Linked DNA regions of Homo sapiens: region 2 is linked to region 1. The links are chromatin contacts, found by Hi-C or POLR2A ChIA-PET in ENCODE. All regions are on one chromosome and are shown on one strand. The core of a region is the stretch at or near the end of the contact, and the rest is flanking DNA. Distances in the headings are between cores, read along the strand shown.

What was found. Hi-C counts contacts between places; a loop is a spot of excess contacts on that map. ChIA-PET counts read pairs that join two places held with the same protein, here RNA polymerase II (POLR2A). Pooled maps may share reads with other maps.
Region 2: a pooled map shows a loop between it and region 1 (5-fold over the local background). The contact joins the promoter of PSD4 here to the enhancer-like site in region 1. A Hi-C loop is called at or near these places in 6 of 50 pooled maps. POLR2A ChIA-PET finds 5 or more read pairs at or near these places in 5 of 52 experiments (AG04450, CD4-positive, alpha-beta T cell, H1 and 2 more).

What each region holds. Positions count from the first base shown.
Region 1 is chr2:113,387,356-113,392,497 of GRCh38, reverse strand. All of the region lies in intron 2 of LINC02966 (long intergenic non-protein coding RNA 2966), which reads right to left. Among named protein-coding and RNA genes, the nearest start is that of ZNG1B, 48 kb to the left of the region's middle. Within about 2 kb of position 1,922, at least 3 of the 41 ENCODE cell types and tissues checked have a DNase peak (open chromatin) inside an H3K27ac peak, as active enhancers do.
Region 2 is chr2:113,170,999-113,176,140 of GRCh38, reverse strand. PSD4 (pleckstrin and Sec7 domain containing 4) reads right to left here and starts at 2,170. Exons shown (of 17, transcript NM_012455.3): 1 at 2,087-2,170. It overlaps LOC124907872 (a long non-coding RNA gene), which reads left to right and starts at 373. Exons shown (of 2, transcript XR_007087197.1): 1 at 373-871; 2 at 4,116-4,793. RefSeq lists enhancers at 1,598-1,687, 2,308-2,477, 2,528-2,597, 2,827-3,327, 3,328-3,828.

The sequences.
Region 1 (5,142 bases), core at 673-3,172:
AGAGCTTCTGCACAGCAAAAGAAACTACCATCAGATTGAACAGGCAACCTACAAAACGGGAGAAAATTTTCACAACCTACTCATCTGACAAAGGGCTAATATCCAGAATCTACGATGAACTCAAACAAATTTACAAGAAAAAAACAAACAACCCCATCAAAAAGTGGGCGAAGGACATGAACAGACACTTCTCAAAAGAAGACATTTATGCAGTCAAAAAAACACATGAAAAATGCTCACCATCACTGGCCATCAGAGAAATGCAAATCAAAACCACAATGAGATACCATCTCACACCAGTTAGAATGGCAATCATCAAAAAGTCAGGAAACAACAGGTGCTGGAGAGGATGTGGAGAAATAGGAACAGTTTTACACTGTTGGTGGGACTGTAAACTAGTTCAACCATTGTGGAAGTCAGTGTGGTGATTCCTCAGGGATCTAGAACTAGAAATACCATTTGACCCAGCCATCCCATTACTGGGTATATACCCAAAGGACTATAAATCATGCTGCTATAAAGACACATGCACACGTATGTTTATTGCGGCATTATTCACAATAGCAAAGACTTGGAACCAACCCAAATGTCCAACAATGATAGACTGGATTAAGAAAATGTGGCACATATACACCATGGAATACTATGCAGCCATAAAAAATGATGAGTTCATGTCCTTTGTAGGGACATGGATGAAGCTGGAAACCATCATTCTCAGTAAACTATCGCAAGGACAAAAAACCAAACACCGCATATTCTCACTCATAGGTGGGAATTGAACAATGAGAACACATGGACACAGGAAGGGGAACATCACACTCTGGGGACTGTTGTGGGGTGGGGGGAGGGGGGAGGGATAGCATTGGGAGATATACCTAATGCTAGATGACGAGTTAGTGGGTGCAGCGCGCCAGCATGGCACATGTATACATATGTAACTAACCTGCACATTGTGCACAAGTACCCTAAAACTTAAAGTATAATAATAATAAATTTTAAAAAAAGAAGTTACACGATGAAATTTTCAGTATCTAGAGGTATGAGAAATAAATGCATACCTAATTTTGAGAAATCCTGACTCTGAGAAGCACTTCTGCAGTCCCAGTAAAAACAAAGTAGCAGCAGCCCTGCTGAGGTGATGCTGGGCTCATTCTCCATGGGAAAGACTGTGCAAGTCTGCAGCAACAGGTTATGAGTGTGGCAGCCCCAGAACAAGGGCACGTTGGAGACAGGGTGTAGCTAGGGAAATTGCGTGGTGCACATTTGAGGGTAGCAAATTATTTCTATGAGGCTCATATTGTTAGCAAGGAAGGACTTTTTTTTTTTTTTTTGAGATGGAGTCTCACTCTGTCGCCCAAGCTGGAGTGCAGTGGCAGTGATCTCAGCTCACTGCAACCTCGCCTCCCGGGTTCAAGCGATTCTCCTGCCTCAGCCTCCCGAGTAGCTGGGACTACGGGTGCGTGCTACCACACCCAGCTAATTTTTGTATTTTTAGTAGAGACGGGGTTTCACCATGTTGGCCTGGATGATCTCGCTCTCATGACCTCGTGATCCGCCCGCCTTGGCCTCCCAAAGTGCTGGGATTATAGACTTGGGCCACAGCGCCTGGCCGCAAGGAAGGACTTGTAATGCCCACCCTCCTAGTTCCATACAAACACACACATGCACACTCGCTAGGTCCAAAGAGTGTGATGAGGGGAAAATAGAGACATAGTTGCAGCGTCTGGATTAGGGCTGAGCCAGCAGGAAACATTAATCAGGGCATCAGGAAACCAGAGTTCTATTCTAAGCTCAGTTTGTAACGTCTTTGTGGACTTGAGCAAGTCACTTTCCTATTCTAAACCTTGTTTTATTTCCTTTGCAAATGAGGAAGTTGAAATACGTGATCTCAAAGATTCCTCCCAGTTCTTCACCTCATGAGACAAATGTAAATCAAGTAACATTCGCTATTGTGATTAGAAAAACTGCATTTACACAGGTTAGCCACTAGATGGGGACGTGCGATTGTTACGTGGCTGAAGGTTTCCTGTATTTCTTTATTTTTTATTTGGCCGCTAGAGGGCACGCCTGCCCTGCACTTAAAGCTGACTACTTTTAAGGAAAGACAAAGGAATTCTTGGATTTCTCCATTTTCCTCATCACCTGTGCTTATCAGAGAATTCCAGGGGCAAGCTACCCTTTCCAATTCATCACTAATTTATAAACAAAATAAGGAGTAAGGAATGCTTCTTACTTACTTCCTATAACATATTTAAGAATGAATGCTCAAAACGAAAGTAATTTATTTAAAACTTGTGTTGAGTCATTATGACTGCAAAATTTTTGCTCATGTTTTTCATATGCTATTCACTTGCAAATTATTAGAACTCTACATGTTCTGTTCATCTCAGCATTATTTATAACAGGGAAAAATTAGACACTAGCCAAAAATCTAAAAACGGGACAGTAAGGAAAAAGCAAATGGTTCTTTTAATCATCATCACTAAAAGTGGTTGTGACTTAAAATAATGACATAAAAGATGCTTCTACATTGTTGAGTAAAACATCAAGATAAATTTAAAATTATATTTCAAGCTTAACATATTCATTTAAAAAGAGAAAAGAAATTTTAGAGAGTTTATCTTGTTGGATTATCAGATGTTATTTTTCTCTTTTTAATGCCATATACTTTTCAAATTTTCAGTGGACTGGTATTACTTTTGTATTTAAAAAAGAAAAATATAAGGAAAAAGAAACCTGTCATGCACTTTCTAGTGGATTTTACTTACCAGTCATCTCTGTGTTTCTGGCATCAGCAAACTGAGCCAGAAACTCAGTGCCTCCCATTTCTTTTTTTTTTTTTAGATGGAGTCTTGCTCTGTCACCCAGGCTAGAGTGCAGTAGCTCAAACTTGGCTTGCTGCAACCTCTGCCTCCCGGGTTCAAGTGATTCTTCTGCCTCAGCCTCCCAAGTAGCTGGGATTACAGGTGCCCGTCACCGCACCCGGCTAATTTTTGTATTTTAGTGGAGATGGGGTTTCACCATCTTGACCAGGCTGGTCTCGACTCCTGACCTTGTGATCCACCCGCCTTGGCCTCCCAAAGTGCTGGGATTAACAGGCGTGAGCCACTGCGCCAGGCCGAATGCCTCCCATTTCTTGTATTCACCTTAAAAACTCCTGCAATGAAGGACTCCCTCCTCCCTCATCTAACCTATTATGTGTGTCGTGAGTTCTGACTATGATATCATTCCTGATGTGAAACCGAAGTCTCTCTAAGTCCATCCATTGGTTCAGTTCTGCCTTCTGACAGAGTCCACACCAGACTTCACATTTCTCCCAATCTTCTTTGTCCTACAAGGGCTTTCTATTCTTCAAGCTAAAGAGACACCAGTGATTCCGTTCGTTCATTCAGTTAACATTTAGGGGCCACAGCTTGTGCTATGTCCTGAGATTTGCCAATGAGCAGAGCTCAGAGTATTGAAAAGACAAACACACACGCCAGGCATTTTACTATGCTATGTTGTGTGCATGACAGGAGTACACAGGGCATCCAGGCACCAGTGAGAAGGGCCTTTCACCAGACTTGAGAGGTCAGCAAGGGTGCTCTAAGGAAACACCTTCTAAACCGAGAGCTTGAAAGAGTGAGACAGGAAAGCAGTAAGAGGGAGCGTTCTGAGGAGGAAATCTCCGAGGTGGGACAGGGATGCGTGTGGAGAGAATGCCCTTCCCATCTCCACTCTTCATGAGGTCTCTATTCTGTCAGGGTCTGTCTGCCCTGTGAGCTGTTGAGGACAAAAGCCGTTTTATAAACATTTTTATTTCCTCCCTCTGTTTTCCTTAAACACCTAGCCCGGTGCCTGGAACATAAGAAGCCGTAATGAATTTTTGTTAGATAAGTGAGGAGTGCTGAGTAGAGCAGAAATGTCACATGCCTCAGTTGAAATATGGGTCATCAGTTTTCTTTCTTTTTTAACATAGAAGTCAAGACTTGATGATCTCTGAGAGCTTCAAGATACCATTAAAGATATAATCATCCTCATGTACTTGAGCTTTGTTTTCACCCATTATGTTATGACTGCTGTCCATTGTTCCATGTCGCAATTCTCCATCTTTCTTTATTTTCTTCCATTTCAATTAACTCATTTATTTACATGTGGGAATGGAACATATAACGTAAAATCCACAAGTAAGACTTCCCAGATCCTCAGCTTCTTTCTCGGCATTAGCCACTGTTTCCAGTTTCATGAGCATCTGCTATGGTTTGAATGCATCCCCTCCAGGAATCAAATATTACAAATATGATAGTATTAAGAGGTGGGGCCTTTTGGAGGTGATTAGGCTATGAGGGCTCTGCTGTCATGAATAGGATTAGATTTGCTTAGAAAAAGGCATGACGGAGGAAGTTAGAATCCTTTTGCCCTTCGGTCTCCTGCCTTGTGAGGACACAGCACTCCTCCTCTCTGGAAGAAGCAGCCTTCAAGGCGACATCTTGGAAACAGAGACCAGACACTTACCTGACAATGAACCTAATGGCCCCTGGATTTTGGACTTCCCAGCCTCCAGAACTGTGAAAAAAACAAATTTCTGTTCCTTATAAATTACTCAGTCTATGGTATTCTCTTATAGCAGCCCAAAACAGACAAGACTCTAGGAAATCAATTTGTATTCAGCACATCAACAAAATTATTTACAAATGGGATTCCCCCCAATAGGTGGGTGTCACTAAAGAGAGGTGCCCATAAGCATGAGACAATGACCACGTGGCACGAGCAACGAACTACGATGAATGAGCACATGTTACCACCACTAAAGACAAAACTTACATGATAGATGACAACAAAATAATTTCTTATTATGAATTTCTCATTGCATCCCTCCATTTAGTCAGGAATCTGGCTCTGACTCGCACCTGAAGGACAGACAAGGACTTTTGTTTCCAAAAGCATAAACTGAAAGGAGAACTCACAGAGTCTACAGAAAAGAGAAAAGACATTTGTCAACAGAGAGTGTTTATTTATCTTTTTTAACTGGAGGGAAAGAGCAGGGATGAGGAGAGGAGACGCCTTCGGTATTGGAAAAAAACAATATTGTAGAGTTTTCCATCCTGGTACTAAAAAAATTATAAAGGCCAATAAGCAATGACTGATAGCAATAAAACAAGG
Region 2 (5,142 bases), core at 921-3,420, 220 kb after region 1:
GGCTGGGGTATGAGCCTGCCCTGAGTAGGAAGGTGATGGCCTTGGGTGCCCTGCACTGACCACCCTCCTTTGCCCACTTCAGGGTCATAGTGAAGAATGCAGAGCAGAATCCCATCCTAACTCTACAGCTGACAAGCCATGTGGCTCTGGGTGAAAAACTCCACCTGGTTCCTTTTCTGTAAAATAAGGAACCAAGACCCAATAAAGCTATACTTCACAGGTTTGTTGTAAAGTTGGAATGGGTCTGAGTGCTGGGCCTGGCCCTTGGTGGGTGCTCAGGAAATACCGTGTCCTGCTCAGTTTAATTTTGTTGTTTTGCTGTCCATTTAGAGAAGCCAAAATTAACAAAAACAAACAAATAGCCCTCCTGGTCAGGCTCAGCTCTCAGCCTCCTCAAGGAGTCAGCCCTGAACCTTCATCCGGAGGGTGCCTGTCTCTGTTTCCCTTTTTGAGCTTCCAGACTCAGCAAGCAAACGCTCCCTCCTTTTACCCTGGAAATGTTTTCCCTCCTATGGAAAAGGTATGAAGGCTTCTGGCCGGTCCAAGGACTTAGGAGGTGACCTGTCCTGTCCCTCTGCAGCCCGAGAAGCTGCCGAATTACAGATGTTGCTGCAGGCAGGAACCATGAGTGGAACTCCCTGGCCTGGAGCTGCAGGACAGAGGCCTCTGTCTGAACCTGGGGTCTGAAGCACCGTGAGAGAAATGACTCGAGAAGGCCCCACATCCTGCCCACACAGAAAGAGCCATCATGCAAATTTGCACGCACACACACACACACAGAGAGAGAGAGAGAGAGAGAAGACAGTGCTACTGAAGGCCTGTGGTGAGGCCAGCAGAGGCTCAGGAAGGGAGCAGAGGATGGCGGTCTGAGGTAGGCAGAGAGTATCCAGGGGAGAGATCACGGGGGTAGGGACAGAATGACAAAGGGGACCCAGTACAGCTGCTGCCTGGGGAGGACAAAGACCCCTAGGGGGCTGGGGCCAGGCTGGGCCTCTCCTCCCTGGGTCCTCTCACCCCACATCCCTCACCCCTTCTGTGGGTCTCTCCCCCTTCCCCAACAAAGAGCTCAGCAGCCTGTGTTCTGATCCCCATGCTAGGCGGTTCCTTGTCTGTAGGAGGAGGGGGCCACGGGATGCTCTAGAGTCCTAGGCAGCTGGGAGACAGGCCTGCTTGGGGACCACTTTTTAAAGCTGGTCCAAGGTCCAATGAACGGAGGAGTATTTATCATCAGCTAATGACAGGCCACCCTTCCCTGCATTCTAGCAGAGGAGTGACTTCAACTGTGGAATTTTAGGCCCTGGAATAAGGGGGGAATGGCAGTGTCAGGGGACTTTCCCTCCATGCAGCTACCTTCACTATAACAATAATGACTACAGTGGGCCTTAGTTTCCTACACAGGCACACTTTGAGAGTTCAGTGGTTCCTGTTGCCCATCAGGACAACAGGCCTAAGCCAGAGCTAAACCAGTAAGGAGGGTCCCCTTACCTCTCCTCGAGCTTCTCCAGGATGGTCCTGGAAGGCAAGATGAAGCTGGGAGCCCCCTGATGGCCAAGTTGACTCTGAGCTCCTGCAGCAACCACACCCAGAGCCACCCCCACCCCAAACCCAGGCCTTCCAGACTCCCTCTCTCCAGAGTCTAGGGTCGAGAATCACTTGGGACCTTTGGCCACAAAAGCCCCCACTGGGTACTCAGCCAGAGCAGTCACTGGGGACGCAGTGACACTCACAAGAGGATTAGCAAGGAGCTTCCTTCACCCTTCACTATTGCAGACCTCCAGAGGCTCTGCGGGGAGCCAGGGAAGGGAAACAACAGAGGTCCGTGGGGCCAGGGCAGGGAATCAGAGAAGGGTCAGATGAGGAGGGGTAGGCTGAGGGAGGAGGGGGACGGGACACAGAGCAGGAAGGGGGAAGGAGGGGCCTAGCCTAGCCCAGGCTCATGGCAGGTGCACACGGCACTGCCAGAGCCCTCGCCTCTCCCCTGCCCACCTGCCCCAGCCCCTGCCACAAGGACCCACATGTGACTCTCCACATTCCCTGCTCCCACAGGTTCCACCAGCCCCAACCTAGGCAGACCCACTTAGCTCACCTCCAAAGGACCCAAGAATGGATGGCTTGGCCTGGGCTCCCCAAGAGCACTTCCTGGCTCACAGTCGGCTTGCCCAGTGAATGTGGCTGTGACGGCTGGAGCTTCCGACTTCCGCTCCTCCTCACCACAACACACACCCCTCCTGCTCCCCGCCGCCTCCCCAGGGTTCCCTAGCTGCTCAACACCTCACACTTCCTGCCCACAAGATAAGAGCCTCTCTTCCTAGGCCCAGCGCCTGCAGCCCCTTTCCCCATGCCCCTGCTCCTTGGAGGCCCCCACCCTGCACACCAGCCTAGAAAGAACCTGCCATGGTGGAACTGGCCTCTCCCTGCCATGCAGGGGCCTGGGATTGAAAGGGGAAGGGGCCGAGGCCTGGTTGGTAAGCAGGCCCCACCTCCTTCCTCCCTGCGCTTCTGCCCCAGGTTCTCAGTCTTGCTCTGGCTCTTGGTCCCCTGCAGGGCACCCAGTGAGAGACAGGAGGGCCCTAAGTTGGGCAATTTCTGGTTTTAAAACAAATGACATTTCAATTTTTGTGTGACTATGTCTCATGTCACTGGTAATAATGCAAATGATACAATTGCCTTTTAGTTACAAAGTTTCTCCCAATAGTACCTCAATCCCTCCTCACACCTACTTTATGAAGCATTAATAACCCCATCATACAGATCCGGATCTGGAGGCAAGCTCAGAGATGCTAAGCCACTGCCCAGGGTTGCACAGCTGGAAAATTACAAAGCTGGGGTTAGAATACAGAGCCTGTGACTATATGAACCAAGGGACCTCCATTCCCCGTGGCTGAATTCCCAACACACGTCCTCAGGACACCGGCCGCAGTGTCCACAAGTGTAAGTGAGGCTGGTGGGGAGCGCAAACACCATGCCATTCTCCTCCCTCCACACAATCTACTTCCTCAACATCAATGACCGTCAACTTCTCTGCTGAGGCTCCACCACTCCCACCCTCCCTGAACTCTCGTCTTCATGATTCCAGCTGACCCAGAGACTCCCTCACTTGCATGTCCACACAGCAGTGGGGACCAGCCACCCTGACCCAGAGTTGAGAGGGTCGGGCTCTAGCTCACCTACAGCCGCACCCCTCCCTGCAGGGTACAGAGTCCACAGGAACATACCAACATGGAGCCCGTGCACCCTGCTTCTCCACCACACTCTGCGTGCCCCAGATCCCGAGACTCTCCACTTCTGGGGCCCAAATGGCCTCCTCCCCATGTGGGCACACAGCACCGCTGCCCTATGCAGCCTGAGACTGGGTGAAGCGCTGGCAAGAGTCCTGATAGCAGAGACGGGAGCAGGTAGAGAGAGCTCAAACCTTTGGGCAGGTCACCCACCCACATGCACGTGTGATACAGAGCAGGGTGGGGAAGAGAAAGGGAGGTGGAGCTGTGGCGTGGGCCAAAGGCTGGGGTGGGCTGTGCTGTGGCAGCAACATTCAGAGGCGGCTAAGAATCCTCCTTCAAACCTGGAGCTCCAGGCCATGATGAAAGTGGGAGGTAGGAGAATTAGGAGAATAGACACTTTTTTTTTTTTTGAGACCAAGTTTCGCTCTTGTTGCCCAGGCTGGAGTACAGTGATGCCATCTAGGCTCACCACAACCTCCACCTCCCAGGTTCAAGTGATTCTCCTGCCTCAGACTCCCAAGTAGCTGGGATTACAGGCATGCGCCACCACGCCCGACTAATTTTGTATTTTTAGTAGAGACGGGGTTTCTCCATGTTGGCGAGGCTGGTCTCGAACTCCCAACCTCAGGTGATCCGCCCGCCTCGGCCTCCCATAGTGCTAGATTACAGGCGTGAGCCACCGCACCCGGCAGGACACATTTTATATGACAGTTTGTGAGCTTTAGTCTTAACTTTCATGTATTTGGACATATCAGATGGGGTCCTCCACTCTCCACTTCCCAGGGCTGGCAAATGTTGGGGACATGCTTATCTCACCAGCACTTCAAACTCAATGTTTATAAGGCAAACCTGGTTCCTTCTCTTCTCCAAGCTCTTCTTCCTCATATATTTCAGGTTTTACAACTCTCTCTCTCCATCAAGCTGGGTAAGTCAGAAACCTGAAGTCACCAAGACCTAAATGCAAACCCTCCACTCTGGGCCCCAGCCGCTAGGGGTGTCTCCGGAACATGGCCAAGGCTCAAAGTCAGCACCTGCTCTGTGCAGGCTCTATGCTACAAGCCGCTGACCTATCAGGAATAAAACACATGACCCCTGTGGAAGCTGAAGCAACTCCATCTTGGAAGCTAACCTGCCACATTGACTTAACTGAGTGACCCCAGTTCCAAGGCAGGGCCTCTACAATTTCCAGTTTATCTATTGTTTCCTGTGTAAGAGCAGATACTTACTGTAAGTCCGTAAGTGCTACTCGTAGGTCAAACAACCTTGATGATATCACACTTCAATTGTCTTATAAATCCCATCTGAACCACTCCTACCCTATGGTATATGAGCCCTGGGTTTGGGTGCTAATGCGGGGATCCACCATCTCATCTCATTGCCGCCTGAGACACCTACATGGCTTCTGTTGGAAAGTCCCCTAGCTTTCTCAGCCTCTTTCTTCAACTTCTCAACTTCCTCAGACTTTGGGGTAGGTTTGCATAGGCCTGTCTACTGCAGAACAACTCCTGTTCTCAGGGAGCTTCCAGTCTACTGACAGAGAAAGAAAATAAACAATCGGACTTATGAATCAAACTTTATCATAAATTGTGAAGAATGCCTGGGAAGAAGCAGAGAGAAATAAGAGAGCAGCAAGGGTGAGCACACTGCCGTGGGAATTCGGGAAGGTCTCTGAAGCTGCACCATGTCCTGGTGAGGAGGGTCCAGTATGGAAGGGCATTTTCGGCTTCTAATTCCTTCCCTGAGGTGGGAAATGTCTCCACATTTCCAGGGAATAGAAAGCAAGCCAGTGTGGTGCAGCGCAGTCCCAGGGTCCCAGGGGGTGTGGGAAAAGATGGGGCCAGGAGGGGCAGGGCCAGATCCCACAGGCACCCCAGTGGCAAGACAGGGTGCATTTTTTTTTTTGAGACAGTCTCACTCTGTC